2 separate regions of the Homo sapiens genome follow, and region 1 is linked to region 2. A link is a contact called in ENCODE Hi-C or POLR2A ChIA-PET data. All regions are on one chromosome and are shown on one strand. Each heading gives the region's core, a stretch centred on a gene start or an enhancer-like site at or near the end of the contact. The rest is flanking DNA. Distances are from core to core; before and after follow the strand shown.

Region 1 (4,488 bases), core at 347-2,846, 130 kb after region 2:
CTCCTCTTATCAATGTCACCGGACCTACTTCTTGATTTTTTACTTTGCTCTAAGCCTGGTGGAAGAGGAGTACTTTTGTAGCCAATATGGAAATAGCATCCTCAAGTACACGTCACTGTCTTTGTATTAAGTGTATCCTCAGCCCCTAGCCTCTCCCTCACTGTCCATCCTCCAGCTTTTCTCAGCTTTTCATATCCAGATCTCTAACTACTGCCCCTTTGGGGGAAATGTCCATGTTAACTGCAGTTGGTTTTCCACATATGTGCAGATGAAAGTCCTTTAGCATTTTGTGTACAAGACAAACAGCACCAATGTGTAACCTTCTATTTTCTTTTATTCCTAGAAGGCTTACAGGAAAATAAAGTTGGGAAGGCAGGAGGGCAGGCAAAGTTTTACGTTTATTTCTTTACTTTTAGTTGTTATTTACTCTGAGAGAACAAATTCTTTTTTGTTTGCTTCAAACATCAAAGTGCAAGAGAGTAAGCAAAAGTGTGTTTGAATTCTTTGTTAGAGCAGGGAAGTACATATTTTTTTTTTTTTTTTTTTTTTGCACGTGGGTGATGAGCTATAGAGAAAGGGGATTCCTGTGGTTCATAAAAAGGAATAAAAGAGTCATTAGCATTCTGGTAAGCACTGCTGTCTCCCGGGTACATGAGATAAAGGGCAGATAGGCATTAAAATACAAGAATGAATCAGCTACCTCCGTTTCTTCCCCATCTGTGTGTCCCACATCAACCTGTTATGTGACTACTGAAGCTTTCTATTCTTCAAATACCCAAAAGTCATTCTTTTTCCTGAGCATTGGCTACCAGCACCTCAATACGTCTCCTAGGCTTGCCTGGCTGGAGCTCCCATGCAAAGGATTTGAGGACCTTGATTAGTGGTTTTTAGTGGGGCTCTTCTATGTTCTGTTGCTCAGAAATGGAGGTGGTGGGAATGAGTTCCAGGTTCAGTCATAATCAGTGGTTCATGTGTTCTCATTTTCCAAATAGGTATTCAGTTTCTGATAGGAAAAGTGGTAGAAAAGAAGGTCAATGAATGGAATTTGCTTACAACAGCAGGCAGGATATGTACTAAGTTAAATAGCTTATTTCAGGCTGAACGTCTAGACCATTCACTACCTGTAAGTTCGTTTTATGACAGCTTAAAATTTCTGATATAAAGACCTTTAAAACCTAAATATCTTGTTCATTCATGCTTCATTTACCTAGAAAATACACAGTTTTTCCATGTACTTTATTCGTCATCTGACATAAAATTTTCCAAGTGGTAGAAAAAATACATTTTAATTAATTCACTCATTAATGTGTTTCATAAACATTGAATATCTTCTGGATTAGGCACTCTTTAACTTTATTTAAATAGATAAAGGACTTCCATGAAACTGCAAATATTTAATATATCAGTTATATATATTGGTACTTTTTAGCATACATTTCTTTTCACCTTTATAGGCTCTCAAAGAAGATGACATTCTCCACAAAAGGTAATAGTTGGAGTTAGAAATAGACATCTTGATATTTTTCCTTTTTTCACCTGGCCTTTCAGAGCTGAAAGGTCATTGAAAAGGAGGAAGTACTTTTAAGTGTATCCTGTGTCTTGTGATCTAAGGTTATTTAAATAAGAAAGCACAAGAAATGGAGAAGTTGCCTCCAAGAACAAGGATGTTTTTCTTTCATATTGCATTACACAGAGACAGGTTTTCTGGGGCCTGAAAACTGCACAGCTGTGTGCATTTGTGTTTAAGATTAGGTTTATTGTGTTTAGCTTGCCTCTTCTTTTACGGTTACTCTTCCTCAGCTGTCCATCTTTCCATCTCACTTTCACGTTTCAACTCTCAAAAAAATGTGGAAGATAATGAAATGTCTGGAATTTCTTTGGTGTATGGATTCAAAGTAATAGTGAAATAGCCGTGCTCTACTGGACACTGTCATTCATGAAATTGTGTAAAATCTGAAAATAAGCATTCGATTAACTGCTCAGACCATTAAAAAAAAACATTTTAAGGAAAGTCTAGGAATTAAGAACATAGGAAGGATTAAAATTTGAATTGTTTAATGAGGTGAATTTCTGACAAAAAAAACTTACAACTTTGAATACAGACTATTTCTTATAAGAAATAAACTTTTCCCCTTTCTTCCCCCCATCTCCCGATCTCAAGTTTTCTGAAATCAACTCAAATGACAAAATAACACAATCCTCACATTGCTATCTTTTGTTTACTTTTTCTTATCTGATTAATAATTAAATTTTATTTGTCTCATTTTTATTAATAATACATATTTACACAAATGTGCATATTAAATACGTGTATTTAGTATCTTATGAATTTTGAAGAAAAAAAACCAGAACATCTTTGGATGTGCTGTGTTGGGTGATTTTAGCTTCCTTTTTGGTTTTCCCCCACAAAAAAGGAAAGGGAAAATTCTACTTAGTCTCTTGTTTTTACAGACACTGAAAATCTACTTGCTTTCTCATTCTTAAAGAAATTACATTTTCTGTCAAGCAAGGATGTCCTATTATCAAATAATGTAACTCATGCAAGATTTGAAAACTAATATGTGATATTTCCCAGAAATATTTTGGTTTTTATCAGACACATTTACTAATAGATTTCCAAGCTTTAAAAAGTTAAGGTTAATAGTTATTTCTGGAAGATCAAGGAACTCCCTGTTGGATCCATGCTCTTGGATCACAGTATGAAACAGTTTATTTTTGCTTTTACGACCAGACTTTGGGGTTCTTTTTAACTTGATTTGTTCATCTCAAAGTCTGAAAAACCAAGATGTATGAAAACTGTAGTATGAAAATTATAAAGCTGTATAAACTCTTCTTATTGTGTATTTCATTAATATTCCTATCATCTTAAATACTATTATTTTGTATTTTGCAAATGTGGTACTCTTAGTTTTCACTATTCTGTAACAACCAAAGTAGTTCAGAAAAAAAAATAGCTAAATGTTCAGAATTAATAAAACTGCCACTGTATACCAAGCATAAAAAATTGTTGCTTTTATGAAGTTCAAAGAAGTTATGGCTACTTGAAGTCTCCTAAATATTGATTTGTGAATTTTGTGTGTGTTATGGAGTAAATTGTGTTCCCGCTTCTAAAAATTTCATTTTGAAGTGCTAACTTCCCCCAAACATGACTGAATTTGGAGACAGGATCTTTACAAAGGTGATTAAGTTAAAATGAGATCATTAGGGTTTGCCTGAGTTCAGCTGGATGGGTGCCCTTGTGAGAAGAGGAAATTTGGACAAAGATTTGTATAGAGAGAAGGCATGTGAAGACACAGGGAGAAGATGGCCATCTCCAAACCAAATATAGAGGCCTGTAATCAATTCTTCCTGTGGCCTTCAGAAGGAACCAATTCTACCTATACCTTATCTTAGACTTTTAGTCTCCAGAATGGTGAGAGAATAAATACTTGTGGTTTAATTTATCTAATCTGTGGTACTTTGTTATGGCAGTCCTAGCAAACTAATATGGTATGAAAATTATCAATTTCTTATGAGAAAATAAAACACATAATTTGAAAATAAATTAAAATTAGTAATATGCATAACTATATATATTTAATTGCTATATTATCCAATTAATGTTAACTCAGTATGAATGTAGTACTGATATTCAAGCATATATGGTAGTAAAATAATAAGGTAGCCTATTCAAGCATATATGGTAGTAAAACAATAGAGTAAATAATCACTAACAGAGCTTGATTAATCTGTGTTTTTGAGCCTGGTTTACTATAGTACCTTTTCATTACAGCAACTATAACTTTTATTTATTATAACCCATTAACATATCTTTAAAATTTCATTTTTTTGGAAAAGTATTTAGCTAGAAGTTTTTAAAAGGAATATTTCCAATAAAATATTTTAGTCTAACTATAAAATTAAGAAATGCAAATTCCTTCTCTAATTTTAATTTTATGTATTAACATGGAACAGAAATGGATTTAGTCCTATCATTTTATAAATAAGTAGTTTTTCTTTGTACTTAGACATTCTTTTTAAATCAATGCAATGCCGGTGTGAAAGGTGAATTTACAAAGCATTTTAATCATTGATGTGTGACTAACTCTATGGATTGCTTGGGTTGCTAAGGTGGCATTAACAATAATTGCAGGAACTACTCACTGCCTTAATGATATTGCTAACTTTGACAGGGACATATGCCTTTTCACAAATGAAAAACAAGACTTGAGTACAAGACATTTAACAAAGCAGTTAATGATTAATTGCTAAACAAATCATATACAATAAATGCTAGTTAGAAGGAGTGAATACTGGGGATATAGTGGTTTTGAAAGATACTTCATAGCATTGCTGCTGCTGTTTTTAATCAACTTTACATTAAATACTAATATTCAGAGGTAGTTACAAAGCCATTTTTTTGTCAAAATGAAAGTTTGAGAAAATTTTGAATTAAAAAAAGGAAGTTGATTTTGAGGTTAAGCTGCCAATTGTTAGTTTCAATTTTGA
Region 2 (4,585 bases), core at 1,717-4,216:
TTGTACATTTTATGTGTCTTTTCTTCACAGTTTGACCCTTGCCTACACTTTATGTATACTGTCTAAAATGTGCTCCCTATAATACTCTGATGTCTGAGCTTTTCGCACCATGTCCCAATATGATCTCATATTTCTCTTGTTACTTGTATTTTGCAAGGCTTATAAGTAAATAAATTGCATCAGTTTATGCCGTACATACATCAACATTGTTTGGGGAGAACAAAGCAAAACAAAACAAGCCAACAAAGGCTCTGCTGGGCAGAGGTGTAGCTCTTCTCCTCAACAACACCCAACAGTCTTCACGTTTTCACTTCAGTCGCCCAAAGCACATGGATTAGTATCATTATTGCAGGAATTCAGGGACCCTGAACGTAGGGACCGGCTGAAGTCATGGCAGAAGAACATAAATTGTGAAGATTTCATGGACATTTATTAGTTCCCCAAATTAATACTTTTATAATTTCTTACGCTTGTCTTTACTGCAGTCTCTGAACATAAATTGTGAAGATTTCATGGACATTTATCACTTCCCCAATCAATACCCTTGTGATTTCCTATGCCTATCTTTACTTTAATCTCTTAATCCTATCATCTTCGCAAGCTGAGGAGGATGTATGTCACCTCAGGACCGTGTGATTATTGCGTTAACTGCACAAATTGTTTGTAAAGCATGTGTGTTTGAACAATATGAAATCTGGGCACCTTGAAAAAAGAACAGGATAACAGCAGTGTTCAGGGAACAAGAGAGATAACCTTAAACTCTGACTGCCAGTGATCTGGGCAGAACAGAGCCATATTTCTCTTCTTTCAAAAGCAAATAGGAGAAATATTGCTGAATTCTTTTTCTCAGCAAGGAACATCCCTGAGAAAGAGAATGCATCCCTGAGGGGAGGCCTCGAAAATGGCCGCTTTGGGGACGGCTGTCTTTTATGATCATAGCTGTGGAATGAAATAAGCCCCGGTCTCCTGTAGCGCTCCTAGGCTTATTAGGACGAGGAAATTCCTGCCTAATAAATTTTGGTCAGACCGATTGTCTGCTCTCAAACTCTAGTTCCTGATAAGATGTTATCAATGACAATGCCTGCCTGAAACTTCATTAGCAATTTTAATTTTGCCCTGGTCCTGTGGTCCTGTGATCTCACCCTGACTCTGTTTACCTTGTGATATCTTATTACCTTGTGACACATGTGATCTCTGTGACTCACACCCTATTCGTACAATCCCTCCCCTTTTGAAAATCACTAATAAAAACTTGCTGGTTTTGCGGCTTGCGGGGCATCACGGAACCTGCCCACATGTGATGTCTCCTCTGGACACTCAGCTTTAAAATTTCTGTCTTTTGTACTCTGTCCCTTTATTTCTCAGACCAGCCAACACTTAGGGAAAATAGAAAAGAACATACATGAAATATCAGAGGTGAATTTCACCTGATATATCATCAGAATTTTTTCTGTTTCACTAAGATCAGAAACTCAGAATTTCTGGCCCTTTCCACAAATTCCTCATTGTGACTTATTTCTCCCCTTCTCACTGACTGTGTCTATTGTGTCTAACTGCTTTGTTACCCACATCACTCTCTTTACCATCACCTCAGCTACTGGTGGGACCCAACACCTTTAGTTCCTCAACCCCTTTCGTCTGTTTTTTCCTCATACTTATCTTAGACCCTGATATTCTCTTATTTTGACAATGACTGGCTGCACTTTCAGCTAAAAATTTGTAACCTAGTATAAACACATAAATCAACTGTCAGTAAGGGTAGAGGAGGGTGTTAAATTGCAGTTTCCAGGCCATCATCTTCAAATTTTTCATTGCAGCAAGTCAAAGAGGGGTGATAAGGAATCTGGATTAATCATGAAAACACTCCAGGTGGTAGGACAGAATCTACCCCTTTTTAACAGTCATTGACTTTAAAATTGGTTCCCAAATCTAAAGTGCCAGACTCAAATTTTCCTCTAACTCTAGTCCTCATCTGTCTTTATTACCTAATTCATGAACCATTACATTATTTTCCATCTTCTGTCACTTCCATCCTCTGGTCATATACAAACCACATGTGTACTCTGAAGGTGTTTTGATGCAATTGATTTGGTAGGCAATGGGGAGCCATGTGTTGTTTTATAAACAAGAAAGACAAACTTTTCAAGTGGTCAAGGTTCTTCTCAATATTATCCAAAAATTTATTATGGCTTTATCTCTAACTAGGCTTCTAATTTGTGAATAAAATGATGTCTTATTCTCACTTAATCATCGTAGTGCTGAACTCCACTCCAGTTATGGGTGAGAACACAGTGACAGAATGTAAATGATTTGATGTAGCTGCAGAGCTATTCACTTTGACAGCAGGCTATCTAATACCAGTGCATACTCTTTCCTTCACACTGTCCTGCAGATAGTAGGATTTCAGTAACCATTATATGACTGGAGGAAGGAAGCAAGAAAGATAGGAAAGAAGGAAGTGAAGGAAGAGAGAATGACCAACTAGTGTTCAAGAAACACAAGCCATAAGTTCTACGGTAACTACTCCAGAGGTATCATATCTACCACATCTCTCCATGAACTATATCATTTGTGGATTAAAAACTGAACTGTTATTTTATTGAACTGCAAACAGTAATACTGAAAATAATATATATCTCAATTCCACTTTGATAAAATTGAGTTTTCAAGCCTAACAGGATAATGTCAAGCTACTTATTGATCTGATAGAAAACAAAAAGGTAAGGCATTATATAAATACAAGTAAATACGTGTTTTTTTTACCATTGAAGTGTGAACGAAATTGATATGGTTAAGAGATGGATGAACATGCAGTCAGAATGACAGAGATTACTATCAACCCAGCATGAAAGTATAGGACTGGGAAGATAATGGGTCTGATGAAATATAGAAAAAAAAATAAGGAAGTCAATAAACACATGAATAAGATCTGAGTCAGGCAGAATGAGTAAAATAAATACTATAAAGAACAAGAGAGACAGAGTCATAGTGAAAGAGAGAGAGAAATTGAAACTGAGATTTCCACGATGGAAAAAGAATTAGCCAGAAGGCAGCTTAGGCAAATGGGGGCGATGCGGTTTGCCTGACTCTCTGCCTGTAGAAACACGCATCATCATTCTAATGAGAACCTTGGGGAACAAGAAAACATCATAGCAGCACAGGAGGTAATGGGACCCTCCTAAACAGGACTGGTGGGACTGCACCTGGTGTTCAGACCCAGGCTTCTCATTATCCAAAAGGTGCAGGGAAGCTGGAAGGAGTTCAGAGACATGATGGAAAAATGATTAAGATACAAAGAAAGATGATTTCTGATGGAAGATTAAAGCACTAAAGAAGCTCAACTTGGATGAGCAACAAGTTGATAGACAAAGTACCTCTCTGCAAACCAGTAAAAGATATCAAAACTCTGGGGGAAGAAAGTATTATTTAATTTTTTACTAGGAGAAGAGGTTTATGAAGAATAATTGCAATGAAGCAGAAAAGAAGTCAACCCTAAAATTAGGAAGTGAAGTATAAAAATGCAAGCAATGACTACTTGCACGTATGGAGGAGGGGAATGGATAACATCAGTCGGACAATGTAAATAAAATACAGGCAACTTGACCACACAGAGGGTGACCATGATTCTGGAAGACAACACAATCAACATAAAATAAGGAAATATCAGAAAATTAATAATAATTCAAACTCAATTTCCAAAGGGACTAAAAATTTTAGCTTTATCTTCCATGTTTTGTTGTTACACTAGTCTTCACCTGAAATAGTAAATTAATTCAGCAGTTTCCAGAAGGGAACTAAATAAAATCAAATAATTGGTCCTTTTAACATGGCTTACAGTGATTCTTTGTGTTGGTTTGCAAATTAATATTTTAAAATATTAAAATGTGAATGAATCACTCACATAATTAGCAATAGGGGTAAATATAAAATATATAAATAACATATAGATAGATACAGAAATAAATCATAAATATTTTATAATGTTTTAATCATAAAATTGTTCCTCCCTCCCCTGCTGTAACTTTGCAGGGTATGAAAAACCCAGGCACCCATGGCCTCTGGAGGGGCAAAGAAGACAGGGCTGGAACTGAGGATGGTTGCGGGTGGAGTAGGCGGGGAGAGTTGCAAGAAGCAGGAAGAGAGGAAAACAACTACCATTCACGTAGGAGTGAGATGGCTCTTCACAGAAGGAAGCAAACAATTCTTAGGTGGGACTTACTTAACCATATGTTGCATGTACATATAGGCCAATCTGTGTTTTTTTCTATGAATCACTCTGTAATACCCATTATAGGAAGAAACTGAACTACCCACACAGGTATTATTTTTGGATTATGATATTTGAGTTAGCAAAACAGGTATGTCATCCACTATCTTACAACTTAAATATTCACAGTGCCGCATACAAATATATTTTTATTAAAACTCAAAGTGAAGATTTCTGCATTTTAAGAAACATCTGATGCACAATAGAAAACTCTGAAGAAATGAAATTCTCACTCTAGTCAGACTGTCCATTTGTTTTCATTTTATGTGTTTGCTTGTCTGATAAACACTCATCTCTGTGCTTTGAGAGTCAATATAA

The links. A loop is a pair of places that touch in the nucleus more often than their neighbours do. ChIA-PET counts read pairs that join two places held with the same protein, here RNA polymerase II (POLR2A). Pooled maps may share reads with other maps.
Region 1: a map with no recorded cell type shows a loop between it and region 2 (4-fold over the local background). The contact joins two enhancer-like sites. A Hi-C loop is called at or near these places in 4 of 37 single-sample maps with no recorded cell type and 4 of 50 pooled maps. POLR2A ChIA-PET finds 5 or more read pairs at or near these places in 1 of 52 experiments (activated CD4-positive, alpha-beta T cell).

The regions. Positions count from the first base shown.
Region 1 is chr7:85,288,840-85,293,327 of GRCh38, forward strand. No RefSeq gene overlaps it. Among named protein-coding and RNA genes, the nearest start is that of SEMA3D, 100 kb to the left of the region's middle. Within about 2 kb of position 1,597, at least 2 of the 41 ENCODE cell types and tissues checked have a DNase peak (open chromatin) inside an H3K27ac peak, as active enhancers do.
Region 2 is chr7:85,157,450-85,162,034 of GRCh38, forward strand. All of the region lies in intron 1 of SEMA3D (semaphorin 3D), which reads right to left. Among named protein-coding and RNA genes, the nearest start is that of SEMA3D, 27 kb to the right of the region's middle. Within about 2 kb of position 2,967, at least 3 of the 41 ENCODE cell types and tissues checked have a DNase peak (open chromatin) inside an H3K27ac peak, as active enhancers do.